5 separate regions of the Homo sapiens genome follow, and all the other regions are linked to region 1. Evidence: chromatin contacts called from ENCODE Hi-C data. All regions are on one chromosome and are shown on one strand. Each heading gives the region's core, a stretch centred on a gene start or an enhancer-like site at or near the end of the contact. The rest is flanking DNA. Distances are from core to core; before and after follow the strand shown. Region 1 overlaps LOC124902479 (a long non-coding RNA gene). Region 2 has its middle 20 kb from the start of IFIT3. Region 3 holds the start of KIF11 (kinesin family member 11). Region 4 holds the start of PANK1 (pantothenate kinase 1). Region 5 overlaps CPEB3 (cytoplasmic polyadenylation element binding protein 3).

Region 1 (6,070 bases), core at 1,606-4,105:
TACTTCCCACCAGGTTCCTCCTACAACATGTGGGGATTATAGGAGCTACAATTCAAGATGAGATTTTGGTGGGGAGACAGCCAAACCATATCATTCCACCCCTGGCTCCTCCAAAATCTCATGTGCTCACATTTCAAAACCAACCATGCCTTCCCAATAGTCTTCCAAAGTCTTAACTCATGTCACCATTAACTCAAAAGTCCACAGTCCAAAGTCTCATCTAAGAAAAGGCAAATCCCTTCTGCCTACGAGCCTGTAAAATCAAAAGCAAGTTAGTTACTTCCTAGATACAATGGGGTACAGGCATTGGGTAAATACCCCCATTCCAAATGGGAGAAATTGACAAAAACAAAGGGGCTATAGGCCCCATGCAAGTCCAAAATCCAGTGGGGCAGCCAAATCTTAAATCTCGGAAATTATCTCCTTTGACTTCATGTCTCACATCCAGGTCACGCTGATGAAAGAGGTGGGCTCCCATGATCTTGGGCAGCTCTGTTCCTGTGGCTTTGCAGGGTACAGCCCCGCTCCTGGCTGCTTTTATGAGCTAGCATTGAGTGTCTATAGCTTTTCCAGGCTCACAGTGTAAGCTGTCAGTGGATCCGCCATTCTAGGGTCTGGAGGACAGTGGTCCTCTTCTCATAGCTCCACTAGGCAGTGCCCCAGTGGGGACTCTGGGTGGGGGCTCCAACCCCACATTTCCCTTCTGCACTGCCCTAGCAGAGGTTCTCCATCAGGGCTCTGCCCCTGTAGCACACCTCTGCCTGGACATCCAGGTGTTTCTATACATCCTCTGAAATCTAGGCAGAGGTTCCCAAACCTCAACTCTTGTCATTTGCACACCCACAGGACAAGCTCCACATGAAAGCTGCCAAGGCTTGGGGCTTGCACCCTTTGAAGCCATGGCCCGAGCTGTACCTTGGCCTCTTTCAGCCATGGCTGGAGCAGCTAGGACACAGAGCACCAAGACCCTTGACTGCACACAGCAGAAGGGCCCTGGGCCCAGCCCACAAAACCATTTTTTCTGATTAGGCCTCCAGGCCTGTGATGGGAGGGGCTGCCATGAAGTTCTCTGACATGCCCTGGATACATTTTCCCCTGTCTTAGCGAATAGCATTTGGCTCCTTGTTACTTCTGCAAATTTCTGTAGCTAGCTTGAATTTCTCCCTAGAAAATGGTTTTTTCTTTTCTACTGCATCATCAGGCTGCAAAATTTTCGAACTTTTATGCCCTGCCACCTCTTGAATGCTTTGTTGCTTAGAAATTTCTTCCACCAGATACCCCACGTTATCTCTCTGAAGTTCAAAGTTCCACAGATCTCTAGGGCAGGGGCAAAATGCCACCAGTCTCTTTGCATAGCAAGAACGACCTTTACTCCAGTTCCCAACAAGCTCCTCATCTCCATCTGAGACCACCTCAGCCCAGACTTTATTGTCCCTATCACTGTCAGCATTTTGGTCAAAGCCATTCAACAAGTCCCTAGGAAGTTCCAAACTTTCCCACATCTTCCTATCTTCTGAGCCCTCCAAGTCTCTAGGAAATTCCAAACATTCCCACATTTTTCTACCTTCTTCTGAGCCCCAACTGTTCCAACCTCTGCCCATTACCCAGTTCCAAAGTTGCTTCCACATTTTTGGGTATCTTTACAGCAGCTCCCCACTTTCTGCAGCACCAATTTATTGTATTAGTCTGTTCTCACACTGCTAATAAAATACCCAAGACTGGGTAATTTATAAAGAAAAGGAGGTTTAATGGACTCACAGTCCCACATGGCTGGGGAGGCCTCACAATCATGGCAGAAGTTGAATGAGGAGCAAAGTCACGTCTGACATGGCAGCAGGCAAGAGAGCATGTGCAGGGGAACTCCCCTTTGTAAAACCATCAGATCTTATGAGACTTATTCACTATCATGAGAACAGCACGAGAAAACTCACCCCCATGATTCAATTACCTCCCACCTAGTTCCTCTCACAACATGTGGGGATTATGGGAGCTATAATTCAAGATAGAGATTTGCATGGGGACACAGCCGAACCATATCACCACCAGACAATTAACAAAACTTCTTCAAAGGCTTATGGATAATGGAAGGAAAGCTCAGCCTCAAAGGTAATTTCAACTTTTGGCAAAGCAGCTACCTGAAACACACCTACCAGAGCCATTCTCAGTAGCAGGTCCAGCTCCACATGAGAGTCCAGCACATGTCTGCCACCAGAAAGTTTGGGCCCAGCTGTCAAATGGCTTTGAGAGAGAAAAGACTTCTCTGTCCCTCTAGTTTCAGGCTGGCTTCCCAGAGAGGTAGAAACTACTACTGCTGCCTGGCATTCATTCCCCCGCTTTCTTAGTAAAAAGCACCCTGATTTACTTAGGAGGGTAAAGTGCCCAGATAACAGGCTTCATTTCTCAATTCCTCAGCCAGCTGTGGAAGTGTTTGGGGGAATGTCAGAAAAGCTATTTAAAGGGAGAATCAGTGAGGAGGTCTCACTCCAATACACATACACTCACACATGCTATTAATTTTTCCTCTTTCATCTTTCTTCCTTCTAGGCTTCAATGTGGATATGATGGCTGGAGCTCCAGCAGCCATCCTGTGACCCTGAGAACAAGCCATTCATTGAGGCTAATGAAGCAGGAAGAAGGAATCCTGAGTCCTTGGGAAACAAGGATCTACCTGAATAGCTCCGAATGCCTACTTCTAGATGTCCTTTTAGAAAGAGAAGCACACCCTTGTGTATTTCAGCCACTGCTATTTAAGGTTTAACCTAATCATGATATAATTGGTTTTTCTTGGAATGATTCAGTGGTAATTTTTTCTTCCATAAGAAGCAATCCCAACCCCTACCACTAGGGGGTGGCCTTGCCCTGTAGGCCTCAACATGACAATTACATCACTGCATATCAGAGTCCAACATCAGTGCATTCTGTGTAATTCAGTCTCAAATAACAACGTGCATGTGACAGCAGTGGTCCAGTCTGAGCTAAGCTGTGCCAAACTCCATCCAGTTCCTTTAGCATGAGATTTGGATCTCATGCTTTTCTTCTCTTTTCTATATCCAATTCTTCAGCTTGGACCCAAAAAAGCAAGCCCCAGGACCAAAAAAGTATGCAGAGAAGCAGCTCTGACTCTAGCAAACACACAGTTTGTATTTCCAAACAGAACAATGAGCTTCTAGTCTGAACAACATCCCATTTGATGGTAACTTGATACTTTCCTCTTTTTGTTTTTCCAGCAAGAAGCAATGGGTAGGTACTTGCTTTACATTTGTGAAAAGATACCTGGCTGGTGGGTCTGATAAAGAGAGACTCTACCCTGGCAGGATTATTGATATCTCTACCTCCTACAAGATGGAAAATCACTTGCAGCATTTAAGTGACTGTTTTTCCAGTTTATGCTGATCAAAGTTTCAAAAATCTCTAGGCAGAGTTTTAGTCACTAATAATCTGAAGTGAAGGGAATAATTTATCTAATTATTGCTCAGGCTAAAAGCAAGCTGCTGTCTCAAAATGAAAGTACAGTGCTAGTTCTATAAATACCCACTCACAACTAACCAACAAAGGAGTTTGTGGTGTGAGAAGTGGAACTTTTGATAGTTTCAGATTGCATTGCTTTGGTGTCATCTGTGCTCTCCTTGTCTACCTCCATTTACATCGTGATGCTGTATAGTTAAGACTTGGGCAGAGGGAGGAAAGGGGTTCATGGGGAGCTAGTAATCCTGCATTTTTCCTCAATTTTCTTACTAGACTGCCATATTAGATAAGAACAAAAAATGTGCCTATTGAATAGTCTAACCAAAGAACTTAAGAAAGAATCACTTTTTTTCCTCCATTTCGGTAAAGACCGTGCCGAAAGTTTTCATATGTAATAAAACCAGTGATCACCAGTTAATCTCAACCTAAGAGAAAGAACCAAAATGAACCACTCACAAGAATAGAAACAGGCATCCCTTGGGAGTAGGGTTTAACAAATGAAAATACAGGACACTCTGTAATTTGATTTTTCTGCAATATTTGGGACGCGCTTATATGAAAAAATTATTTGATATTTATTCAAAATTCAAATTTAATGGTATGTCCAGGATTTTATCTGGCAACCCTACTTGGGGGTAAAGAATCTGTTCCTTCCTTGTGGGGGATGGGAAGAACAGTACAAAATGAGCAGATTCTGAAATATATCAAGGAAACTGTCACTGGAAAAGTCACTGATTAAAAACAAAACACCCACAAACCACTAGGCCCTGTGCACAGGTTCCTCCAAGAAGCTAAGTCTTCTTGTTTTTTATCTTTTGTATCTTCACAGAGTCTAGATGCCCTCCTGCTCTGGGTATATTGAGAGCTCAGTGAGGAGTGCTGACCAACTGGATAGTCAATGACCACTGAGGAGGAGGTGGCTATGCAAGCCCCAGATCTCTGGGATCATGTGTTCTGTACTTTCAGATGTGCATCTGCAAAGGCCTGGAGTGCCAAGTGTCCTCTCCTTAGAGAGGCAAGGCAACAGCAAGGCAATCAGTTGTTACCCCAATGTCCAGCCTCCCCTATTGTCTTTCAGAGGGCATTTTGTCCAAACTATGGGGTAAGAAAAGGGTTTGGTTTTACACTTTTAGCCAGAGTTTACCCTCCGGGAATACTCCTTCTACCACATCTGCCAGGGATCTATTTTCCAAAGGTACTGGTTGGTCACTCAGAATCCACTGGGTGCAGACACGCAAAGATGTGCAACTTCTCCTCTGTATCAAATAAGGATACAGGTGGGCAGTGCTCCATTTTTCTGCCTTTTCACTCTCCACACTAGGCTTTGTAGACATGGACACATGAAAGCACAGAACAGTAAGTCAATGTCAGAGGGAATTATAGGTAAGGACCCCCACCTTCATTCCAATTCTCTTCTGACATTGACCATGCCATTCCGTAAGGCTAGAGGTCTCACTTACTTTTAACTTTCTTGAGTTTTCACAGTATGGGTACCTGAAAACTTAGACTCCTCTCCTCAGTGAGTTCCTCTCCCTGGTTCTCTCCCACTCCTGACTTGGTTTACTTTGAGCCCCCTCCCCAATCACCTTAAGTATTGTCTAAATTTTTGTCCACCTCCCCACCCTTTTTTTTTCTTTTCTTTTTCTTTCTTTCTTTTTCTTTTCTTTTTTTTTTTTTTTTCAAGACAGGCTCTCACTCTGTTGCCCAGGCTGGAGTGGAGTGACACAATTATAGCTCACTGCAGCCTTGCTCTCCCAGGCTAAAGCAATGCTCCTGCCTCAGCCTCCCACATAGCTGGGACTACAGGTACTTGCCACCATGCTGAGCTAATTTTTTAATTTTTTCGTAGAGCCAAGGTCTCGCTATGCTGCCCAGGCTGAATTCGAACTCCTCATTCTCCTACCTTGGCCTCCCAAAGTGCTGGGATTACAGGCGAAAGCCACAGCACCTGGACTCCCCATTCTTACCTACATGGAGAAGTCTTATTCTTTGGATTCATCCTTCTTCCCCATGCAAGGCCTCAAGTTTGCTTTCAGTCTGAAATAGCGCTGCTGGGTGATCAGAAATGCCCATTGCCACCCAAATCTTTTTGTTTTGTTTTGTTTTTTAATACCATCACCATGGATAGATGTGGCTCCTTTGGGCCACAATTCCATTTAATTTCAAGCTGCAGGCATAGCAGCCCTTTTAGTCACGGACCTGCTAAATTAGGCACATGGACTGTCTCAGGGAGAGTGTGGTCTGAATTCACATTGAGAGACACCTGTTTTCTCCCTGGCAAGACAACTAAGCCCTCTGGTTCCACCTGGGGCAACCCATTAACAAATGCTCCCTAGAAAGACCAGGAAGAACTCATTTAACTCAAACTGGTTTAATTTAGGTTCAGAGTGTCTGCTTCTGTGGGAAAGGGAAAGGGAGTGAGGACTGATTGGCAGTTCTTCCCACACACAGCTCAACAGCAAATGTTCATGGAGTCCTTAATTCTCTTAAGAGTAGCCTCAGAGATGTTGACTCTCTCTAAATTATGATGTTGCTTTTACAGCTGGGTTATTATAAGATTAGTGTAAGTTTGGTCACTTACACTTCATCTTACTATTCCTTCCTC
Region 2 (6,070 bases), core at 2,098-4,597, 1.7 Mb before region 1:
CTTTTTACATAGTTCTCAAAGAATTTCCAAGTTTGATAAAGTTCCAAGGAATATCAGGTCATAATACAAAATCAAAGAATACACACAAATAAATAAGCCACAATGTGCAAAAGTTGCCAGATAATAAACGATAAGCCAGAGCAACAAAACTGCAGATATTGTAATTGAATAGAGAATAAAAAAGAATGTATTTAGTACACTTTGGGAGGCCGAGGCAGGTGTATCACTGAGGACAGGAGTTAGAGACCAGCCTGGCCAACATGGTAGAACCCGGTTTCTACTAAAAATACAAAAATTAGCAAGGCATAGTGGCGGGCATCTGTAATCCCAGCCACTTGGGAGTCTAAGGCAGGAGAATGGCTTAAACCTGGCAGGTAGAGGTTGCAGTGAGCCGAGATCGCACCACTGCACTCCAGCCTGGGCAACAGAGTAACTCTGTCTCAATAAAAAAAAAAAGAATGTATTAGTGTATTTAGTAAATTTCAAGATAAAGAAAGAAAAAATTAAGTTTTAACAAAGGAATAGGCCGGGCGCAGTGCCTCATGCCTGTAATCCCAGCACTTTGGGAGGCTGAGGTGAGCAGATTGCCTGAGGTCAGGAGTTCAAGACCAGCCTGGCCAACATGGTGAAAACCCATCTCCACTAAAAATACAAAAATTAGCCAGGTGTGGTGATGGGTGCCTGTAATCTCAGCTACTCAGGAGGCTGAGGCAGGAGAATCTCTTGAACCCAAGAGACAGAGGTTGCAGTGAGCTGAGATCATGCCACTACACTCTAGCCTGGGTGACAGGTCGAGACTCCATCTCAAAAAATAAATAAATAAATAAATAAATAAATAAATAAATAAAGGAACAATAGTGTATTAAATTTGATTAGGCATATTTGCACAAGAACCAAACAAAACTTAGAAATATAAAAACTAAAATAATAGAAATTAGAAACTCAAAGGATTTGTTGAAAAGTAATTTATACACAGCTGAAAAGCATTTATTGATTTAGAAGACAGATTCGAAGAAACTACTCAGAATGCAGCACAGAAAAACAGTGAGATGGAAAATCAACAGAGATATTCAGGGACATGGAGAACAAAGTGAGGAAGTTAAAATGCATGTGATCAGAGTTGCAGAAGAACAAATAAAAGGGAATGGAGGAAAGGCAATAGTTGAAGAGACAATGACCGAAATTTTCGGAATTAATGAAAAATGCTAATCCTCAAATACATGAATTTCACAAAAGATCACCCAAGCAGATGTCACCTAAAAACATAGTAGTATCTTTTAAGTGCCTTTGAGGCAGAAAGATTTTTAAAACGACAAAAAACAGAAGAAATATCTGTGAAGGAATTGGTATTAGGTTAAGCTCAGACTTCTCAATAGCAACCAAAACACAGTGGGAAATAGTTTCAAAATGCCAAGAGAAAATAATTGTCAGCCTATAATTTGACTTTTTAACCCTTTTTATTTGAAATGATTTTAGACTTAAAGTTGTAAAAATGGTGCCCAGAATTCCCATATACCCTTTACGCAGCTTCCCATCATGTTAACACCTTACATAAACATAGAATAATCTTTAAGACAGGAAACTAACAGTGACAACATATAATCAACTAATCTACAAGTCTTGTTCAAATTTTACCAGTTGTCCCACTAATATTCTTTTTCTAGTTCAACATCCAACCTGGGATCTTCCCCAAAATGACCTTTGTTCACAGTGTCATAATTCACCCTGCAACACAAGCTCTGCTCAACTAGAGTTTGATGAATAAAATGATTTTCTCTTTGCCATGGTCCCTTTATATGAATATCTCATAAAGCATAAAGGTCAGGGTGGTTCCTGTTAGAATATTCACTTCCCTTGATTTCCTGCCAAATATCATTTCACAACCCTCCTGAGCTCCCTCTTGATTATAAAGGGAAAGACATTGACTCCAGTCTGACGCAATAAACAGAAGAGTTTTTGATGACCCTGCACCTTCTTTTCTTCTGATTTATGTGGAACATACCAGCAACAAAATCCTGAACCAAGATCCACCAGGGGATGGACAGGTGTCCTAGGTATGCCCAAGAATGATGCAACATCCCCAGCCATGCGCATGATGGCTGAGGAATCTGGGGACAGCTATTGTGTGGAAAGAAAATCTTACAAAGGGAAATCCTCATAGGAAATTGCGTAGGTTGGAGAAAGAGCCACACTCAGTCAGGCTTAGCCTGTCTTTTCTCTCCTTTGGTCTCCCAGAGGGAGCTGTTATATTCTAATAGCCTGCTGCATTGTTTTTTTCTAAAGAGAATTCTAGGAAATTGACATCAGGGTCTCCAAGACTACCCCTAGATTTGATGATTCACTGGAAAGATGAGCAGGATTCAACATATGGTCATACTCACAGCTAAGCCTTATTATAACAAAAGTATACAGAGCAAAATTAGCACAGACAAAAAGTGCATGGGGCCAAGTCCAAAGAAAATCAGGTATAGGTTTCCAAGAGGGCCGGTAGAGTCATCAGGTTGTGCTTAATTCCTCCAGCATCAAATTGTGACAACACATGTGAAGCCAGTTAGACTGTGTGCCCAAGGGTTTTACTGGGGACTGATCATGTATGCACCCTCTGCCTAGCATGTACCAAAATTCCAGACTTCGAGAAGGAAAGCAAGTGTTAGCATAAACTCCATCATTTGCATAAACAGTCTTAGCATAGTAAGCCACCCATATCATTTATAGAATAGCTAGAAAACTTAAAAATCCAAGTTCCCTGATGTTAGCCAAGGGCCAACCTTGCAAGCAAGTCTTTCTAAAGATAACAGTTTCAAACTTGCCATGCTAACTCTGCATGGTCCATCCCCTTAGTCCTTAGCAAGGCAACTTTATAGTAAAATTATTATTTCTAGGATCTCTGTCAGTATTGATCTCAGTTTTTTCCAATACATTCAGTATTTATCCTCTTTTAAGGATCCTGAATTTAGCCAGCTTAAACAAATCTGATTAATTATAAAGGTCTATCTTAGAAGTCCAGAGAGCTTCCTCCGTACATGTCTATATTAAACTTTTAACCTGGTGGCACATCACAGCTGAGGCCAGGAAAGTAAAGTGGACCTGATCACCTTCCTGGGCTGAGACAGTGTCATGACAGTCAGGTACACACAGACACAAAGCACAATCCCAGAGGACATGCATGGCAGCCCAAGCGGGACATGCCTTAGGCAGTACAGGTTTACAACCCCCACCATGTGGCCTTCCATGGTGAGGCCTACCACCGTAAGGTTTCCATCCCAGTCCAAAAAATACACTGAAGTCCTTGCTTTCAGAGGAACTGCCTTCAAGCTATCAGTTCCAAACACAGGAGTGAGGAAGACATCTGAGGTTTTCTGGATGGAAAGTTCCAGAGTGGATCCCCACCTCCAACCCCAGTGCTGTCTGTTGTGCTCAGAGGCTCAGCAATCTGAATTCAAAGCATTAAGTAGGAGTTTGGAAAGACAGCGTGGGAAGATTTCCGTCAGACAGAAGGGAAATCTTCCAGGAACAGTTCTGAAAAACAAAAAGATTGTTAATGACTTCCTCTCCTTTATGCCTCCCTGGGGGCTGAGTTTCTATTTTTTTCCATTGCGACAAAGTCAGAGAGTCCTATTCAGCAATCATATATTTTTGTTCAGTTATATCCCATTCTCACGCAGATCTTTCAACTGGAAAAAGTGTATACAAAAAGGACAAAAGGACTTTCACCAAAAAAACATTTTCATGCAATTTAAGCATAAAGAGGTATCATGCTCACATTGTCTGCTACTGAACAAAACTGGGGTCCACTTGCCCAGCCCAGTAAAGCCAAACACCCACAGTGGGGTTTTGCAACAAGAGAAAGGAGGGCATTTGTTTGCGGGTTGCCATGCAAGGAGAATCCCGCAGCTCACGCTTAAGACCCTATTTTTGGTTTCTATAGAGAACCAAACATCACCTGACTCTAACTTCCTTGGCTGTTGTTGTAAGCTATTATTACCTTCTTGCTTATCAGCTTGCAAACTTACTTCTCAGGGCCCGGTAGTGCCTGGAATTTCCCTTGAAGGAACTTGAGATTTTCCTTTATTTCCATGCCTGCGTGGGGGTCCTGGCAGGCCACTAAGAAGGAGTCCCTGCTCCATCTTATGTCCAGAATGAAATCCTGAATTTTCAAAAACTTTCAAAATTGGCTAACATAAACTCCCACCTCTTTCATCCAAATTATACACTGAGCCTAGAAATTAGTAATCCTTTTCTGGGGTCAATTGCATTTAATAATCAAACTTCTAAGGTCAGGAAATGCCACTCCAAAATATATCACTTTGGACTTCAAAATGAAGGCACTTGAGAAATAGCAAATGCAAGACAGGATTTTCTCTGAGCTCCCTTTATCTGCATAAAGATAGACCCTCCAAAAGGAACTCAGATGTCATGAATCCCTTCCCAGGGAATCTTATCAACCAGGAAGATTAAACTTGGTTCACTGGAGAGAACACTGGAGGTTGACCCCGTGTCCAGACAGACTTCGTCACAGGCTGTCACATATTCTTCTGAGGGCCCATTCATTTTTCATCAAAACAATTTACTCCCCCTAAGTAAGTTGCCTACATCTCCCCTCCCCTCTCCTTTAAAAAGAGGGTATATAAGCTTCTTGATCTCACTGGGTTTGGGGCGTTAACTTTCCTTTCATATGATGCCCCATGCACGTAATAAGTTTGTATACCTTTTGTTCTGTTAATCTGCCAGTTTTCAGTTTATTTCATAGATTCAATTATCAAGCCCTCAAAAGATATAGGGAAAATGTGTCCTCCCCCTACCTTACTAAGGTGTGTGTGTGTGTTAGGACAAAAGTGAGGGATGTAGATTCAGGCTGTCAGATCATTTTCACAGATTGAAACTAATTGGGAAAGTTGAAAAGAGCAAGTCAACAGCAATGAGATAGTCTCAAGATGGGGAGAGTCCAGTCTGTCAGGAGTGGTTGGAGGGGTTACACTCCCTGTGATGTGTCCTCCTCCAACTTACAGCTTTCAACAGGGATTATAAATCAGTAATGCAATTAGCCTCTGTATCATGAAGGGGCTCAGACTATGCCACCCCAAAACATGCCATTTTGACATAAGAATTATTTTGAGTTAAAGGGAATTGAAAAAAAGCAGACGCAGGATGAGTTGTCTGCCCTACTTCTGTCTGCCTGAAAGCAGAATATAAACGTCTCTTGTGATGGTATCCCCAACCCCTACTTCCATTCAAGAAACGGGATAACAACCTTATCACTGGACAAAGTCTACACAAACAAATCTTAGTAACTAGCCCTCATCTACCATTAGTTTCCCCAAATATTTGTCTTTGCACAATTTGACACCCCTCAAAGTTCAAAGTTCCTTCTTTTTTGTCTGGCCACTTCTCTACAAATGTATTGTTATTTTGTTAAGATGCTCAATAAGTCTGAAGTTCTAGCCACTTCTTTCACTTGCTCATCACTGAGTTCTCTGGTGTGAAGAGACTGATGGGGTTCAGGAGGATATGATATTTATTAATTATTTAGGTGCACCGGCCCAGTCAGATTAACATCTAAAGGACTGAGCCCTGAACAAAGAGTGAAGTTACCTTTTTTTTTAAGACGGAGTCTTGCTCTGTGGCCAGGCTGGAGGGCAATGGCGCAATCTCGGCTCACTGCAAGCTCCGCCTCCCAGGTTCAAGCGATTCTCCTGCCTCAGCCTCCCGAGTAGCTGAGACTACAGGCGCATGCCACCAGGTCCAGCTCATTTTTTGTATTTTTAGTAGAGAAGGGGTTTCACCATGTTGCCCAGGATGGTCTCGAACTCCAGACCTCGTGATCCGCCCACCTCAGCCTCCCAAATTGCTGGGATTATAGGTGTGAGCCACCGTGCCTGGCCTGAAGTTACCTTTTAAGCATTTCTTGCAGGGGGTTGGGGGGAGATCTGTGCAGGGGGAAGGATACTACAGAAGAGAGAAACAAAGGCAGTTATTCAATTGAGACATGCATTACATCATTTCTTACTTTTTAAGGAAAAGCATGTTTTGCGACTTGAGTTTATCTGTCTAGTGAACTTGCAGTTGCATA
Region 3 (6,070 bases), core at 1,374-3,873, 1.6 Mb after region 1:
AAGGTAATGTAAGATTAAAAAGCAGATGAAGAGCATAATCTTATTTTCTTATTTCTTAAAAGACACTTCCCTTGCTGAGTAAATGTAGTGGAGGAGTTGGGGGTAGGAGAAAAGGGCAGAAGAGAAACTTGTTAAGGAGGTAGATGACATTTGTTCAGGGAAGAGATAAGAGCCTTGTACTAGGGTGATCATCGGAGGGGAGATAAAATCAACAGGACTCCACTACACGTGGAGGAATCAAAGGTTCTGGTTAGCACCAGTATCCAGATGAGAAAAGATTAGGGTGGAGATAGGTCCCATTTTGAAATGCCAGCGAGCCACCTAAGAGGAGATATCAATAGACAGCTGGCTACTCAAAATAGAGATGACCAGCAGAAGGAGCTGTAGATGCAGTTATTTCCTTGGGGCGGGTTGTGCGGGGGGGCGCATGTAGGGGATTAGCAAGTGGAGGAACACAAAAAGGACATCAGAGCTTTCCACTACACCGGGTTGTTACTTAATAGACTAACACGACATTTAGGTTCCCATGGGTTGTGTGGGCCAGAAGCGCAGTTCCAGGAACCGACTACAACATAGTGTGGGATATGATGTTTCTCTTCAAATAACCCGATCAATCTTTTATTCTTTAATTCATAGTACCCTCCCTTTTTTCTCTTTTTCTCCTTTTTTGCTTTTGTTAAATGCCCAGGCACGCCACAATACTAGGCCTTATCAATACCAGCTCACATTCCTTTCCTTATTTGAAGGGACTAACTTTTTAGCTCATTACAGACACCCCTTCCCCTTTCCTGTCCGCTTTCTTTTAAGTACCCACCTTAGCTAAAAAAAATCAAATGTTTAGCCAACCGGGATTAGTTTAGATTATACGACCCGACCCCAGCCAATGGGAAAAAGATACAGGGGCAGGACTTGCGTCAAAAATAGACTCCTGCCCCTTTGTTCAGGTGTGCTCTCAAGGCGACTGGCCAAAAAGGCACCCCTCTGCGCAAAAATAAAATTGCTTTGCTAAAAATCCTTTGTTCAAGTGTTCAATTTCCTTAAGATTTTAAAAGTTATTCATAACAATAGGCTCCTGTTTCAGTATTTCCTGGTGCGGCGTACCACACCTACAGCGGTCGAGTCACGCCAGGCACTGCCAAGACGCCGAAAAGTTCTCCCGCAGCAGGCCGGAGGTGACCGACGGCGCGCAGGCCCCAGCGAGCGCTGCATGCTGGGATCCGTAGGCCGGGGCGGCGGATGTTTGCGCAGCTTCCTTGAGATGCCACCGCCCGCTGCGCCGCGCAGAAACGGGGAGCGCAGCGCACCCGCGGCCTGCGTCACTCGGTCAGTGCAGTCGTTCTAAAATCGAGGCGGACCCTGCTTTCTTGCCTGGAGTCACTTAGAGATGATGACTAAAGGATAAATTCAGAGTCCTCCAAATGGCGTCCAGTGTCCATTTCATCACGATTTGGAACCTGTAGTAGCCTTATCGCTTAACACTTCCTAATTATTATTATTATTATTTTCTTTTTGAGAAAGGGCATTGCTCTGTCGCCTATGCTGGAGTAATCCAGCGACATAATCCCGGCTCACTGCAGCCTCTATCTCCCGTGTTCAGCGATCCTTCTTCCTCAGCATCCCGAGTAGATGGGACCAAAAGGCACGCATCACCACACCAGGCTATTTTTTCCCCTCTATTTTTTGTTGAGACCCGTTGGGAGGCGCGGGGAGGGGGGTCTCCCTATGTCGCCCAGACTGGTCTCAAACTCCTGGAACTTAAGTTATCGTCCTACCTCGGCCCGTTAAAGTGTTGGGATTACAGGCCTGAGCCACCGGGCCCCAACATTAATTATTCTTCAAGCCTATTCTGGACCGGGCGCGGTGGCTCACGCCTGTAATCCCAGCACTTTGGGAGGCCGAGGCGGGTGGATCATCTGAGGTCAGGAGTTCGAGACCAGCCTGGCCAACATGGTGAAACCACATCTCTACTGAAAATACAAATATTAGCCGGGCGTGGTGGCACGCACCTGTAATCCCAGCTACTCGGGGGCTGAAGCAGCAGAATCGCTTGAACCTGCGAGGCGGAGGTTGCAATGAGCCGAGATCGCGCCACTGCACTCCAGCCTGGGTGACAAGAGCAAGACTCCGTCTCTCACACACACACACACACACACACACACACAAAGACTATTCTGGTCTCTGCCTCCGGGATGGCGGCTCGCTTTGGACCTCTCTTCTGTGCTTCTACTGCCCTCTCTTACAATTCTCTAATAATTATAATCATGGCGAGTGCTTACCATATATTCCAATCTATTTACTTCCACAAGCTCATTAATTCTCACCCTAACCCTCTGAGATGGTTACTATTATTTCCTCTCTGCAGCTGAGGGAATTTTGGGCTAGGGACGTTATGTAAGTTGAGCCACGCTACGCTAAAAGTTCCACACTCAATTCTAGCGTCTCGGCTCTGGACTACCAAGTTCCGGAGCAAGCAGACAGACCACCTCTTTACGTTCCCGTAGGCCACGCTCCGGGGGCGGGGCTCCAGTGAGGATACTGCATCCCATGGTGCCTTGCGCGCCAGCGCAGCCATTGGTCCGGCTACTCTGTCTCTTTTTCAAATTGAGGCGCCGAGTCGTTGCTTAGTTTCTGGGGATTCGGGCGGAGACGAGATTAGTGATTTGGCGGCTCCGACTGGCGCGGGACAAACGCCACGGCCAGAGTACCGGGTAGAGAGCGGGGACGCCGACCTGCGTGCGTCGGTCCTCCAGGCCACGCCAGCGCCCGAGAGGGACCAGGGAGACTCCGGCCCCTGTCGGCCGCCAAGCCCCTCCGCCCCTCACAGCGCCCAGGTCCGCGGCCGGGCCTTGATTTTTTGGCGGGGACCGTCATGGCGTCGCAGCCAAATTCGTCTGCGAAGAAGAAAGAGGAGAAGGGGAAGAACATCCAGGTGGTGGTGAGATGCAGGTAGGGAGAGGGCTGACAGGATTCCGAGCGCTGCGGCTTCGCTGCTGGGCCCCCTACTGCGCGGTCCAGGGAGAGGGATTTTATTTGCATTTCCTGAGGGTCCCAGTTTCTTGGTTCTCCGCGTTCTGTTCAATAAAAATGACACCCGGTTGCTGTGTGTATGTGGTTTTTAGGAGAAAATAACATGTTTGATTTGATCACTGTTCCATACTGAAAAGTGCGTTCTTATGTTTAAACTATAGTCAATAAAGATGTAGGTGTCACTTTTATATGCTACTTCATGTAGTTTGTCAGTTTGGAAGTAAGACTGAATACCTATTTTGCAGATGGTTAAGCACTTACGTTGGTATTATTACCTCTAAAAAGCAATCAATCACTGTTCTCTTTATTCTAGATGCAATATTTTCTGCATCCCTACTAAACAAGTAAACATCTCTGTCTTTAAACATTAAAAATTAATAAAGTGAGTTTATGTTTTTTAAAAGATCAAGACAAGTTAAGCTAGTGTAAATTTCTGATTGTGCTGCAGTTTTCCCTTTCATCTGCGTGTTTGTTCATAGACCAAACTAAACGGATATTTCGAGATAAAGGGATGTGGAGGGGTGTTCGGCCCTCCCCTGACTGGTTTCCAAATAACTTCCCAATTTTAAAATAAGCTAGAAACTGCTGCTTAGTTAGAATTGATTTATTCAACTTTTTAGAGGCTCTCCACAGTTTACTGAGTATGTGTGTTTTGTGTGTCCGTTTTTGTGGCTGTTAACAGTTGCTGTTGCAACTTTTCTGTAAACCCCAAAGTATTCTAAAATTAAAAGGTTATTTTTTAGAAAAACTTGTATCAACAAACTTTCTTAGGCTATTGTTTACTCAGCCCTGGTAACTTGAATTGTGGATATCGAAGGTGATGACTAGGTTTCTAAACAAGGTGTCAGAGAGGAAATTGGGTGGCAATCTTAAGTCTAGCCAGTGACACTTACTAGTTGTTGTACTCTGGGGCTTCTGTTAGTAGTTAGTTGTTTGAAGATTTTTATTTAAAAATGCAGTGCATATAACAAGTGCAAATTTTAAAATTATTTTGGTTGTTTAATAAAACCAGGCAATATTACCTTTTCCGTATGCATTTATTTAATTTCTTTTTTAATGTTAGTTACAAAATATTTCAGACTTACAAAAAGTTATTAAGAACAATGTAATAAACATTTGTATATTCATCACCCAGATTAAGAAACAAAACAATCATTGCTGGAGCCCCCCTTTTCCCTCTCCATCCCTTTTCCTCCAGCCACTGTTAACCATTATCTTGAACTTGATGTTTATGATCCGTATACATTTCAAGTCTTAGAAGAGATTTACTTTATCACCAATGAATAGAATAGTTCTTTGCTTGTGTCTAATATTTACAATAATTTTTGTGTAAAGAGATTTTTTTTTTCAGATTAGCCTTTTTCTTTCAAATAGCCTTCCTGGTGCGTCTGTCATTAAGCATTAAGCTTTAGTAAATAGGCAACTTATGAGTTGCGAGGTCCTCAGGGGTTGGTAAGCCTTTTCTGTAAAGGGCCCAGAGAAATAAATATTTATTTTATTTAAATACTTTAGGCTTTGCAGATCACATGTGGTTTATCAGTTTTTTTTGAGACGGAGTCTCGCTCTCTTAGGCCGTAGTGCAGTGGTGCAATCTCAGCTCACTGCAACCTCCGCCTCCCGGATTCAAGCAATTTTCCCACTTCAGCCTCTCAGGTAGCTGGGATTACAGGCGCACACCGCCATGCCTGGCTAATTTTTGTATTTTTAGTAGAGATGGGGTTTCACCATGTTGGCCAGGCTGGTCTCGAACTCCTGACCTCAGAGAATCCACCCACCTTGGCCTCCCAAAGTGCTGGGATTATAGGCGTGAGCTACTGTACCCCTTTACATGTGGTTTCTGTCACATTATTTTCTGATCTTTTTTTTTTTAAGAACACTTTAAAACTGTAAAAATCATTCTTAAATCTGTCAGGGCAGGGGCCAGGTTTGACCCACAGGTTAAAGTTTACAGATCCCTACATAATGCGCTACTGGTTCTCTTTCTTATGTCCCTCCTATTCCATCCCCTATTTTTTTCCCAATTTAAAAAGTCATTTTCAAACACACATAATATAAAATTTAACATCTTAACCACTTTTAAGTGTACAGTTCAGTGATATTAAATACATAATATTCTGCAACAATTACTACCATCCATCTCCATAACTCTTTTCATCATGAAAAACTGAAACTCTATACACATTAAACAATAACTCCCCATTTCCCTCTCCCATCAACCCGACACCTACCATTCGACTGTCTTATGATTTTGACTACTCTAAGTACTTCATAAAGTGGAGTCATAATACAGTATTTATCCTTTTGTGACTTGCTCATTCCACTTAGGCATAATGTCCTCCAGGTTGGACCATGTTGTAGCAAATGTCAGGGTTTTCTTCCTTTTTAAGGCTGCATAGTATTTATTATATGTATATACCACATTTTGCTTGTCCCTTCATATGTCAATGGATACTTGAGTTACTTCTTTTTTTGTTGTTGTTGTTTTTGAGACCGAGTCTCGCTCTGTTGCCCAGGCTGGAGTGCAGTGGCGCGGTCTTGGCTCACACTGCAAGCTCCATCTCCCGGGTTCACGCCATTCTCCTGCCTCAGCCTCCCAAGGAGCTGGGACTACAGGCGCCTGCCATCTCTCCCGGCTAATTTTTTGTATTTTTAGTAGAGACGGGGTTTCACCATATTAGCCAGGATGGTCTCCATCTCCTGACCTTGTGATCTGCCCGCCTTGGCCTCCCTAAGAGCCGGGATTACAGGCGTGAGCTACGGAGCCCGGCCTTGAGTTACTTCTTACTTTTAGCTATTATGAATAATGTTGCTATGAATATGGGTTTTCAATTCTTTTGGGTATTTACCCAGAATTGTAATTGCTGGATCATATGATAATTCTATTTTAAAGTTTTTGAGGAACCGACAAACTATTTTCCACAGTGGCTGGACCATTTTACATTCCTACCAACAGTGCATAAGGGTTCCAATTTCTCCACATCCTCACCAACGTTTATTTTCTGTTTCTTTTTTTTTTTTCAAGTAGCCATCCATTGGGTGTGAG
Region 4 (6,070 bases), core at 896-3,395, 1.4 Mb before region 1:
GGTGTTATATCCTCAATTAAACATAGAAGATTAAGCTAGAAGCTCCCTTTCATTATATTTTAGCTATTTTCATTGCAAACTCTAGTACAATCTGTCAATGTAGATAAGAGAAATAACTGAAGTATAGCTTCAAAATAAGTGAAACAGGTTTATAAATCACAGGTAATCAATATTAAGTCCTGACTTTTAAAATATTAATACTAATGAAAGTCATTTTCTAACAAGTATCAAAAACAAAAGCAAATAAAAATTCAGGTGCTAGATTACAACCTTACACCTTACAACTGTAGCCAAATCTGCTGTTTGGCTTTAAAGTTCCACACAAAATCTTAACCTACAAATTTAACATTTCAAACCCACAAAATACAAGTACCAGAGTCACCCACAGTCATGTCAAAGGGCTTTCCAAGGTCTTAGAAACCTTAATCCAATACAGAAAAGCTAAGAGTCAAAAAGACATAGAAACAGGGAAAAGTGAAGGTGTTATTTGCCAAACATTAAACTTTCACAGAAATCCAAAACCTACTTAACAATTTCCCTATATCGAACAGCATAACCTCTATGCAAATGCAGTCATTTATTAGCATTTACTGTACTTACTTTGCTTTTTGCCATTTATAAGCTTCATTAAAGACACCCACAAAGAAGTAACCAGTTGAATGAGCTTCAGTCAAGAAAAACCAGCTGTAAACTCGACCTACAAATTTACATCCCACAGCGTCCTGTGGGGAAGGTACACTTTACAAACTACCATTATATATACAAGCTTTAGATTGTGAAATAATGCACTTCGGCTTTCTCCGGTGTACATTACAATTACAAACCCTCAACTCAACCTCCCCCTTCGTTGAAAAAAAAAATCCACCTCCAATCCTCATTGGTCCACATAGTTCCGGCCCACATGGTATCAGTGGGTGTGTCCCTCCCAAAAAACCCTCTCATTGGCCGTGAAGAAACAGCTTCTAATAGGCTGTGATTTTGGGGGGTAGTTAAACTCCACGCCTCCAGACTTGCGCTCTCCAATAGACCCGAGACGCTGCTGGCTACTCTGTGATTCAAAGGGCAGGCAACCCCAGTAGGACGCGCTCAGAGAAGCGAGAGGGGTGAGAAAGGAGAGAGCACCCTCGGTGTGCCGCCCACTTTATCCTCACTCCTGGACCCCAGCAAATGTTCACACACCTGCGTTTTCCCAGCCACCAATTAGAAGGGCGGACAGAGCGTTCGCTTATTATATATCCTTGACCTAGGGACCCGCTCAAGCTTCGTGTCCAATCCTCGTTCTACTGATAGAAGCGAGCAAAGGGCAGGCTCAGGCAAAGACCTGTAGTGCTTGATGTCCCCTAGGAAAAGAATCAGTCCCGGGAACCTACTCTGTGCAGTCCCTCGACCGCAGACGCGGGGGCGCACGGGGCGTGCTGCGGCGCCTGCCTCAGCCGCTCCCAGTCCCGGGCCCCGCACGCTGCGTCTGCCTTGCGCCCGCGCTCCCCTCCCAGCGGGACTTACGCGGCCTGTTCTTTCTCCCCGAGTCCATCCTCCTCCGCAGCCGGCATTTCTTGGCCGGGGAGTCATGCTGAGGGAGCAGTGGCTGCGGCTGCAGCTCCGGCAGGAGCGGGAGGCGCTGGGGCGCCGCGTCGCTGCCGCCCACTGGACCCCGGCTGCAGACGTGCGGCGGCTGGACTGGCGGCGGATGGAAGCCGTTGTGCAGCAGCCCGTTCACAGCGGCGGCGCTGGTGCCCACGGGGGCCCCTGGAGAGTGCGGGACCGAGCGCTCCTGCTGCCCGCTGCGGTCGCCCATGCCGGGGGCTGGCGGGGCTGTGCGCGGGCCCCGGCTCAGGCGGCCTCGCTGGAGGTCATTCTCCGGCGTCTTTATTTCCCCGGATCCTCCCTGCGGCTTCCGATTCAGCAGCCGCAGAGCCGGCGCCTGGGGATGGCGAACCCGGCGCTCCTCCCCTCCTCCTGCCGACTCCCCCACCTCCTCTGCGCCCTGCCCCCCGCGCGCCGGCCCCACGGCGCCGGCCTGGAGCACGCCAGCCCCGGGCGCGGAATCGGGGATCCCCGCGCACCCCCAGCCGGGGCTCCCGCCGCCCGCCTTCCCCTGATCCCCAGGCCGCGCGACTTCAAACGCGGCTTCCTCGCCTCCCAGACTGGTCCCCGCCACTGAGCATGCCCAGTCCTGCCCGCCACCGCCACCGACGAGTTTCAACATGGGGAATCAAGTTCTCTGGGCTTGCAGAGAGGAGATGGGCGGGTTGGGCTTTGTATGGCGATGTGAAAACCAGATGGGTCTGGGAGAGACAGCGAAAGGAGCGAACCGTTTCAGGAGGAATACGGGAGGAAGACAATTATTTGCAGAGGTGTCAGGTTTGCTAATCCTGTCCCCAGTGAGCAAGATACCTTTGCAAGGTCATTCACGTTACCCTCCCCGCTTTGTGAGTGTGTGCTTACGCGCGCGCGCGTGTGTGCCTGTGCGTTTGGTTAAGTGACCAAACTACTTAGAGGCCTGAGGGGAGGGAGAACAATTATTTATAGAAAAGTTGGCAGACTTGGGGAGGGAGGGGAGTGAAATTTCTTTGCTGGCACGCACACACACTCAAACACCATGTGGTCTCATGGAGTTGTCTTTTGCAGGGAGGAAACCTAGGAATACAGTGTAAGGACAGTGAAGGACAAAACTGTAGGCAGGATTAATCGGTGCTGAAAGAGATCAAGTAAACAGGAGCAATTCCATGCTATAAAAAGCACTTTCCTCACCCAGAAAGGACTTCAAAAGACAATGTCATGTTATTTATAGAGTAAGGAGTTGCCTCTTCTAAGAAGGGAAGGCGGCATCACGTGGTGACCAGCACTACGAGCTTTGGAGTTAGCACTGGGTTCAAATTCCAACTCAGCCACTGAGCAAACCCAGATAACGTTAATGCTCAAGGTAACACTTCTAGCAATAGGAAACGGGACTGTCCATGCTCACTATGCAGGACTAATTTGGGTGGTGAATACCTTCCCAAAGTTATGCAATCTCTTGAGGCCTCACTTTCCTATCCATAATGGGGCTGTTGTGAGAAAATCTACTAAAAGTACCTGGTACAATCCTGGCACACAGTAAATGCTCAGAAAGCTAGTTTTCCTTATTACGCTATTATGATTAGCAGTTCACCCTTTGTTTCGACAGGGGAACAAACCATGCTTACAGCCGTATTTATTGTGTGATTTATTTTGTGATATTCTCCGTGATTTGCAATTAATCTACAGAGGAGTCAGAGTCTGGCAGGTGCTGGCTGGCTACTGGGTTGCTGGGCCCCTGGGCTTCAGTGCATTCAGCAGCATCTAGGGCTTGCATCTGGCAATTCCTTCCAGCAGAGCCTTACCTAGAATCAGAGCTTGAGAACCATGGGGGCCACTGGAGCACTCTGGTCTATCCACTCTTGCATACTTTTTTCGTATCAGGAAACTGAGCTGCAGACAGATGGCTGAGGTTATTAAGAGCAAAGGTGGGACTAAACTCCAAATCTCAACTCTCTTAGCTTCCCTAACCTTATGCTATTTAAAGACAGAGAAAAAAACCCAGGTGATCTGGCCCCTCCCTACCTCTCCTGCCTCATCAGGGGCTCCCTGTGCTGCCTTCAATTCCTTAAACAACATTCTGCTGTTTCCATTGCCTTAGAGAAGTCTCTTCTCTAAGACCTCTTTTGTCTACTAGACTCCAACTTTAGATCTCCTCTTTAACTTCTCATATTTAGAGAAATGTTCCCTGACCCTTAGGGCTACATTAGGTCTCCCTGCCATACCCTCTTCCTACTCCTTGTACTCTGTTTATGACTCCTTATCATTTTGTAACTATACCATGCATCTGTTCCCTCATTTGTAACTTGAGAATAATAGGACATCACTGAGTTGTTAGACTGATGAAATGCATAACACATGCGTAAAATTAATTCAAACTTCAAGCTATTGGAACTTTTTTGTGAGACTTGAGAGAAATGTGGCTATGCAGCTACAACTTCTGCTTTTTTTTTTTTTTTTTTTAAGACAAGGTCTCACTCCTTCACCCAGGCTGGAGTGCAGTGGCACAGTCGTAGCTTACTGTAGCCTCCAACTCCTGGGCTCAAGCGATCCTCCCACCTTGGCCTCCCAAAGTATTGGAATTATAGGAATGAGCCACCATGCCTGGGCTTGCCTTTTTTCCTTGTAAATAATTAGGAAGACCGAGCAGGGCCAGAGATACTAATCCCTTGGATCACTGCCTCTCCTCACAGAGTAATAATCTTCCTTGGAATGCAGCAGTCTGCAACCAATCAAATCGCTGTGGCATATGCATTGGTCTTGTATGGAAAATGTAATTCTGCTGGAACTTCTCCATCTCTGCCAGTATAAGTGAAATCTTAACTTCTCCACTTTGGAGCACTGATCCCACTCATTTGGAGTTAGTGTTTCCAGGTGGCTATCCTCAAGCTTTGCACTCAAACTTCATACTTAATCATGTTCTCTAAATCTCATTATTTAAGGTTAACATATGTAAAGTGTCCAGCACATTGTAAGTGCTAGAAAAAGACATTATTATTATTTGATTGCCCATCTTACCCCACTTCACTGTAAGCATCTTTAAGGCAGATGACTTGTTCATCACTCTATCCCTAGGAGGCACTTGGTAATTATTTGTGACTGGATAAATGACTTATATCAAGCTTGTCTAGCCTGTGGCCCACAGCCTGCATGCGGCTCAGGACGGCTTTGAATACGGCCCAACACAAATTCATAAACATGAGATTTATTTTTGTGACTTTTTTTTTTTTAGCTCATTAGCTATCATTAGTGTTAGTGTATTTTATGTGTGGCCCAAGACAATTCTTCCTCTTCCAGTGTGGCTCATGGAAGCCAAAAGATTGGACACCCCTGACTTAGATGATATTTCACACAGAGTCCCCCTCACTTTCTACTGTAAATTTGCTAAAAATCACCAGCCACTCCTAAATATTCAAATATATCATTTTCAAATTCCCACATAATTGAGCTGAGTGGCTTAGGAAGCAAATTACATCAGAGATGCAAATAGAAGCTTTAGCATTGCAATATCTCCAAGGACATATTTTTTCTAGCTGGATTCCCAGGCCTGCTGAGGAAGGCCTGAGCCAGGTGGCTCAGACCCAGGCAGGGCAAAAGTACTGGTACTGGGACAGAACGTCCTCCACCTGCTTCCTTTCTCCTACCCTTGTCAGGCTGGGTGCTTGGATCAGTTACACCCAGCGTATGGTAGGGAAGAAGCCAGGTGGCATCTCACAGGTTTATTCAGGGGTGTGTGTAGGAGGTGTAACTTTGAGGCGTGAGCTGTCATGTCCTCCAGGAGGGGCATGCAACAAATGTTTGGAAGAGAGTGAGGGAGAAGGGAACCCACAAACCAGTGCACTCCCTTGGGTCTTATTCATTTATTTAATAATCATTTATTGTGTGTACTATGTTGTAGGCACTAAAGCATGCTGGGAATACAAAGACAAAATAGATGGCTTCACTGCCCTCAAAGGGCTTACAATTCAGTAGAGAGAGAAAAGTCAGTGATTCTCCAGCATCAGTGTTATGTAAGAATAACCTAGGGAATTTTTCCTTTTTAAATTTGTATTAAAACTAACATACATACAGAAAAGTATGCATATCTTATAAAGCTCAAGGTATTTTGCAAAAAATGAACATGCAGTGTAACTTGCAACCCAGGATATTTTGTAAGCACAGATTCTGGGTCCAGTTCCCATAGACTGATTCATCAGTAGGTGATGATGATGATAACGAAGATGATAATAAATATTTTTAAAATTAAAAAAATAACTTTTTCAAAAACAGGGGATTTGATGCAGATGATCATCATGGCTTGGAGAAACAATGAAGGAAGCAAAGTATGCCATCTATGCTGCGGGAGGTAACTCCAGAAGACCCCAGAGAGTGAGCAATGACAGAGTCAGGGGTGGGGGTTTATGGGGGAGTGGTGCTGAGGTGGAAGCTAAAACAGGTTTCAGGGAGGAAATGACCCTTAAACTGAATTTTGAATAATATTGGCCTTTCTTCAGGTGAATAGGGAGGGAAGGTT
Region 5 (6,070 bases), core at 1,593-4,092, 1.1 Mb after region 1:
CTGAAAGTTTTCTGGCTAAACTGTATAAAAGATATGTTACCAAACCAGTTTAACTATTTTTCTTTTTTTCTTTTTTTTTTTTTTTTTTTGAGATGGAGTCTGGCTCTGTCAAGCAGGCTGGAGTGCAGTGGTGCAATCTCAGCTCACTGCAACCTCCATCTCCCGGGTTCAAGCAATTCTCCTGCCTTGGTCTCCCGAGTAGCTGGGATTACAGGCGCCTGCCCCAATGCCCAGTTAATTTTTGTATTTTTAGTAGAGACAGGGTTTCACCATGTTGGCCAGGCTGGTCTCAGACTCCTAACCTCAAGTGATCTGCCCGCCTCAGCCTCCCAAAGTGCTGGGATTACAGGCGTGAGCCACCATGCCTAGCCCAGTTTGAAATTTTTATCAATAAAGAGCAAAATAATTATAGCTCCATATAAAAACTAAAGTTTCATCCTACTTAAAACTAAAGGTCATTAATAGGGATACGATTAGGTCAAGGGCTAGGAAAAACAAGACATGCAATATGGGTCTTTTCGTCTTTTTTTTTTTTTTTGAGACAGGGTCTCAGTCTGTCACCCAGGCTAGAGTACAGTAGTACATGGAGTACAGGCATGCGCCACCATGCCCAGTTAATTTTTGTATTTTTTGTAGAGACAGGGTTTTGCCATGTTGCCCAGGCTGATCTTGAACTTAGGGGCCCAAGCAATCTGCCCACCTCAGCCTCCCAAAGTGCTAGGATTATAGGCATGAGCCACCGTGCCTGACCTCTACTATGCATTATTTCTTTAAACAGAATGCTATATGATAACATCATTTCCTAAAATGAAAATTTCATTGACAATTGACCAGAACCTCTTAGTTAAAATTAAATATAAAATGCATTTTTGGCCAGGCGTGGTGGCTCATGCCTGTAATCTCAGCACTTTGGGAGGCCAAGGCAGGTGGATCACCTGAGGTCAGGAGTTCCAGACCAGTCTAGCCAACATGGTGAAACCCCATTTCTACTAAAAAAAAAAAAAATACAAAAAATTAGCTGGATGTGGTGGCAGGTGCCTAAAATCCCAGCTTCTCGGGAGGCTGAGGCAGGAGAATTGCCTGAATCTGGGAGGCAGAGGTTGCAGGGAACTGAGATCACGCCATTGCACTCCAGCCTGGGCAGTGAAACTCCGTCTCAAAAAAAAAAGAAGCATTTCTGGCCAGGCATGGTGGCTCATGCCTATATAATCTCAGCATTTTGGAAGGCCAAGGCTGAAGGACTACTTGAGGCCAAGAGTTCGAGACCAGCCTGGGCAGCATAGTGAGACCCTGTCTCTATGAAAACCTTTTCAAAATTAGCTAGATGTGGTGGCTAAGGTGGGAAGATCGTTTAGGCCCAGGAGTTTGAGGTTGCAGCGAGCTATGATTAAGCCACTGCACTCCAGCCTGGGCGACAGAACCAGCCCTTGTCTCAGGAAAACATTTTTGTTGTATCTAATTTAATTACAGGATAAGAGAAAACACAATTTTTTGTTTTTGTTTTCCCCCCTTGCCACAGGGAGAAAACATATTTGTTTCCCCCCAGCAGCAAGGAGAAAACATAGGTTTTTTTTTGTTTGTTTGTTTTTTGAGACAGAGTTTCACTCTTGTTGCCCAGGCTGGAGTGCAATGGCACGATCTCTGCTCACTGCAACCTCTGCCTCCCAGGTTCAAGTGATTCTCGTGCCTCAGTCTCTCAAGTAGCTGAGATTACCGGCATGCGCCACCACGCCCCACTAATTTTTTTGTATTTTTAGTAGAGACTGGGTTTCTCCATGTTGGTCAGGCTGGTCTCGAACTCCTGACCTCAGGTGATCCGCCCACCTCAGCCTCACAAAGTGCTGGGATTACAGGCATGAGCCACCACGCCCAGCCAATAAGAATGGTTTTTGTTTTTTTGTTTTGTTTTGAGACAGAGTCTCGCTCTGTAGCCCAGGCTAGAGTGCAGTGGCACGATCTCGGCTCACTGCAAGCTTCGCCTCCCGGGTTCACACCATTCTCCTGCCTCAGCCTCCCAAGTAGCTGGGACTACAGGTGCCCGCCACCACGCCCAGCTAATTTTTTGTATTTTTAGTAGAGAAGGGGTTTCTCCCTGTTAGCCAGGATGGTCTCGATCTCCTAACCTCGTGATCCACCCGCCTCGGCTTCCCAAAGTGCTGGGATTACAGGCGTGAGCCACCGTGCCCGGCCAAGAACAGTTTTTAACACAAACCTCAAGACTTCAAATTTCTCAACATAACCACATATCCCTACAGCTAGAGTTCTCTCAGTTACAATTTAGTATTTAGATATTCATCTACCTATACATATCGTCAAGCTCATTTTTAACATCTCACTCTGTATGGTCCCTTCTTTAGGTTACAACACCCATCACATGAACATCCTACTGCATAGGATTTCATTTTCATCTGTTCATCTCAAGGCAGTTCCAAATGGCAAACCATTCGGTGTCAACAGTGCAATCAGGTGGCCAGCTCGGGAAACCATCTGACCAAAGACCCCCTCAAAGCCGTATGTTCTTTTTCCCAAAAAGGACCTGGTTCAGAGCTCAGCTACTTCCCCCATACTCTGATTTCTTTTTTCCTTTTCCTCTTTTCAGTACCGTTCAAACTCAAGCTCTTTAGGAAAAAAGTCTCCATTTTTCTCTCCCCAATCCTACAATCCTTTTAGTCTACATAAATTGGAAAAACAATACTGCAGAACCATCAGGACTGCTCTCCCCAACAAGAAGCAGCACCCCAGCTCATCCTAATAGCCAGGATGAGTCAGCTAAACCTAGGTCTGCTGACATACAGCTGCAACAGCTCAGTTGTAGTGGTGATGAACTCAGACCCACCCCAGCTGTCAGCAATTCTATTTTAAGCATCACAGACTTCACAAAATGACTGGATTGCCCCAGCAATATCAGAAATAAACTAGTTTGTGGCCGGGTGTGATGGCTCACACCTGTAATCCCAGCACTTTGGGAGGCCAAGGCAGGCAGATCACTTGAGGTCAGGAGTTCGAGACCAGCCTGGCCAACTTGGTGAAACCCCCATCTCTACTAAAAATACAAAAATTAGCTGGGCGTGGTGGTATGTGCCTGAAATCCCAGCTACTTAGGATGCTGAGGCAGGAGAATCGCTTGAACCTGGAAGGCAGAGGTTGCAGTGAGCCGAGATTATGCCACTGCATTCCAGCCTGGGTGACAGAGAGAGACTCTGTCTCAATAAATAAACAAACAAACTAGTTTGTGGTTTGTGAGGCATCTTTATCTCTTCCATGGCATAAGGAGTTGGTTTATTATTAATCACCAAAACTAAGAGCCACAACAATAATTGTGGTTTAGACTCTTTACAGCACACTGATATTGGCATCTCATTTCAACGTAATTTTGACCACATAGCTCCCTAACAAATAGGTCAGCCAGTTTCAGGAGTTTAGATGCTATCTATTATTCTCAAGTGCTGAAGAGGAAGAGATGCCTTCCCTGCATCTTCTGGGGGTAGTGGAGAGAAAGGAGTCTTTAGCCTTAGTAAGACTATATCCTGGGTAGCTCTGGGGGCTTCAGTCAGACCTCCGTCAGGCCTCAAGGCAAAAAGCTGTAACTCTCACATTCAGACTATTCCTCCCATTCCCTAGATACAAGTAGTCTCCAAGTAGAAATAGAAAATCTTCATCAAAATAGCCAGGATTCTTCCTAGACAGGGAGCCAAAAGTAACCCTAGGAAATTCTTTCACATCCTCCTTGGATGCTCCAAGTCCACCCTCAGGTTTAGGAAACAGTCCAGGTACAAAAAGGAAACTCCTGCCCCCATCACCAGGCTGCAGAGCCTATTATCTGATGCAAGGAAGCTACAGGCTTTACAACTCCTTTGGGAACTTCAGTTACTGATGAACAATTCGAACAATTCGGTATACTGTTTCATAAGGGCACTCAGTGCAGAAATACAGCATGCATAAACTGCCCCATGAAAATGGTTATGTATATCTTTGCACTATATTTGATTTAATAAAGCCATTATCAATTAAATATTATGCTCAGAAGACTCAAGTCAACACCTCTCTAAAGGCTTTTCTGACTGCCTCAGAAACATCTGCGTACTCTGCCCTTTGAGCGCTCTCCCCGTCACAACTACTCCCTCTAATACTTCTATCCAGCTATTTTAACTTTCAGGTTTTCAGAGCATCTGTGGCTCCTTAGGTCATTTACTGGTCATATGTCTATTTCCCTCTATTGGACTCTAAGATCCTCTAAGGCTGAAACCATATATTTGTGTGGATCCCAACTGCCCAGCACAGTGCCTAACCATTAGTGAGTGCTCTGTGCACGTTTGGTGTGTAAACAAATGTTTTCCTGAGGTGCTGACACTGGTGTCACAAAACATGTCCAGCAGCTGCTCTTCTACAGCTCCCAGATCACTCTCCTCACTCCACTGAAAGTTACCTTCCAGGGGTAGGAAAATAGGGTATATTTTGGTCACCAGTGGATGCCCAAGGTCTTGGGCTTAATGAATGCAAATTTCTGATGCCACTAGGTGAGACCCACTCAATGATCAGAATTATCTAGTGTTCATCATGACTGTTGATGCTGCTTCGTCACTCAGAAAGCATAAACATAATAGCTGATTCCCTTTTGAAAGAAAAAGCACTTTTGAGCACTTATATTGCACTACTGTGCTAGGCATTTTACAGTCACACTTAAACAGCACCACACCATATGCTCTAAAAATTATCCCTACTTTAGAGCTAAGGAAGCTAAGGATCAGAAGAGTGAAGTCATCTTGGAACTGAACTCCAGGTTTATAAAACAGTCTACACGTACTCTTTCTACTACAATCATGTTGTGTGCCTACAAGGCTCCCTGTCCTCCAGGCTACTGGCCACCAGTCACAGCTTCCAGATAGGCTCCTGAACAAGTCAACATGAATTTTTACTAGTGAGTGACTAACCACTCTTTTTTCTCCACTCTTTATGCCTGTTTGCAATGCATCAAGAAATGACCAATGGACATTTGTTGGACCTACTAACAAAACTAGCAGTTAGCAAAGCTTGAGAAAAATGAGTTAGCAGTGAAACTAGCACTGTATCCAGCTATTTTAACTTTCAGGTTCACAGTCTCAGGCAATCTTGTACTCCAGCCAGACAACTTTGTCCAATGTCTATATAAATGTGAACTTTCAGCTCCATGGTACTAGGACAAGGATGTTGTTACTGGCATGCTGATTACTAAAACTCTTGAGAGGAATGTACACATAAAAGTTCAGGTTACCTAAGTTTTTCCTGGGAAGATGCCTATTCTTTGAATGAGCTTCATGGAATACTAATTCCACAGGAATCTGCACGAGTATCATCCCCAAAGCAGGAATGTAAAATGCTGGATTAAACAATTTTACACAAATGTATATATTGTAAGACTTCTCAGAACCTTAATATATCAATGTTTCTCAAATGATTTTGGCTAAGGAAACTTTAATTAAAAGACAAAATGGATATACAATGCACAAAGTAAGTGCTCAAAAAATGACACCTATTACCATTATGAGGAAACCTTTTGTCGAAGATCCTCTCAAGAGATTAGTCTTTGATGGGACAAGTATTCTTCAGAACACACTCTGGAAAACACTGAACATTATCCCTTAAGGGGTGGCGTTGGCTATTTTGTCCACTAGCTACCATTTAGTACAATGGAAATGCAACTTTTTTTTTTTTTTTTTTTTTGAGACGGAGTCTTATTCTGTCACCCAGGCTGGAGTGCAGTGGCTGGCACGATCTCGGCTCACTGCAAGCCCCACCTCCCAGGTTCACACCATTCTCCTGCCTCAGCCTCCTGAGTAGCTGGGACTACAGGCACCTGCCACCACGCCCAGCTAATTTTTTTGTATTTCTAGTAGAGACGGGGTTTCACCGTGTTAGCCAGGACGGTCTCGATCTCCTGACCTCATAATCCGCCCGCCTTGGCTCCCAAAATGCTGGGATTATAGTCGTGAGGCACCACGCCCGGCTGGAAATGCAACGTTTTTTAGACCTCCCTGAAAAGAAAATACAGCTTCCAAAGATTCAAGCACTAAGAAATTCTGGACCAATTTGC

The links. A loop is a pair of places that touch in the nucleus more often than their neighbours do. Pooled maps may share reads with other maps.
Region 2: a loop to region 1 is called in a pooled map, with 4 times the contacts of the local background. The contact joins two enhancer-like sites. A Hi-C loop is called at or near these places in 5 of 37 single-sample maps with no recorded cell type and 4 of 50 pooled maps.
Region 3: a map with no recorded cell type shows a loop between it and region 1 (5-fold over the local background). The contact joins the promoter of KIF11 here to the enhancer-like site in region 1. A Hi-C loop is called at or near these places in 3 of 37 single-sample maps with no recorded cell type and 2 of 50 pooled maps.
Region 4: a loop to region 1 is called in a pooled map, with 2.9 times the contacts of the local background. The contact joins the promoter of PANK1 here to the enhancer-like site in region 1. A Hi-C loop is called at or near these places in 2 of 37 single-sample maps with no recorded cell type and 3 of 50 pooled maps.
Region 5: a pooled map shows a loop between it and region 1 (6-fold over the local background). The contact joins two enhancer-like sites. A Hi-C loop is called at or near these places in 2 of 37 single-sample maps with no recorded cell type and 4 of 50 pooled maps.

What each region holds. Positions count from the first base shown.
Region 1 is chr10:91,003,601-91,009,670 of GRCh38, forward strand. All of the region lies in intron 1 of LOC124902479 (a long non-coding RNA gene), which reads right to left. Among named protein-coding and RNA genes, the nearest start is that of LINC00502, 39 kb to the right of the region's middle. Within about 2 kb of position 2,856, at least 8 of the 41 ENCODE cell types and tissues checked have a DNase peak (open chromatin) inside an H3K27ac peak, as active enhancers do.
Region 2 is chr10:89,344,723-89,350,792 of GRCh38, forward strand. It overlaps a transcript of LIPA not described here. Among named protein-coding and RNA genes, the nearest start is that of IFIT3, 20 kb to the left of the region's middle. Within about 2 kb of position 3,348, at least 3 of the 41 ENCODE cell types and tissues checked have a DNase peak (open chromatin) inside an H3K27ac peak, as active enhancers do.
Region 3 is chr10:92,590,507-92,596,576 of GRCh38, forward strand. It overlaps KIF11 (kinesin family member 11), which reads left to right and starts at 2,624. Exons shown (of 22, transcript NM_004523.4): 1 at 2,624-2,946. The coding sequence starts at 2,870. RefSeq lists enhancers at 1,339-1,428, 2,239-2,428, 2,459-2,508, 2,610-3,361 and silencers at 2,829-2,878, 2,959-3,028.
Region 4 is chr10:89,643,097-89,649,166 of GRCh38, forward strand. PANK1 (pantothenate kinase 1) reads right to left here and starts at 2,146. Exons shown (of 7, transcript NM_148977.3): 1 at 1,504-2,146. The coding sequence starts at 1,795. It overlaps PANK1-AS1 (PANK1 antisense RNA 1), which reads left to right and starts at 1,018. Exons shown (of 5, transcript NR_184344.1): 1 at 1,018-1,103; 2 at 5,827-5,902; 3 at 6,051-6,070. RefSeq lists silencers at 920-969, 1,670-2,149.
Region 5 is chr10:92,098,701-92,104,770 of GRCh38, forward strand. The region is part of intron 7 of CPEB3 (cytoplasmic polyadenylation element binding protein 3); the gene reads right to left. Among named protein-coding and RNA genes, the nearest start is that of BTAF1, 180 kb to the left of the region's middle. RefSeq lists an enhancer at 2,701-3,000. Within about 2 kb of position 2,843, at least 9 of the 41 ENCODE cell types and tissues checked have a DNase peak (open chromatin) inside an H3K27ac peak, as active enhancers do.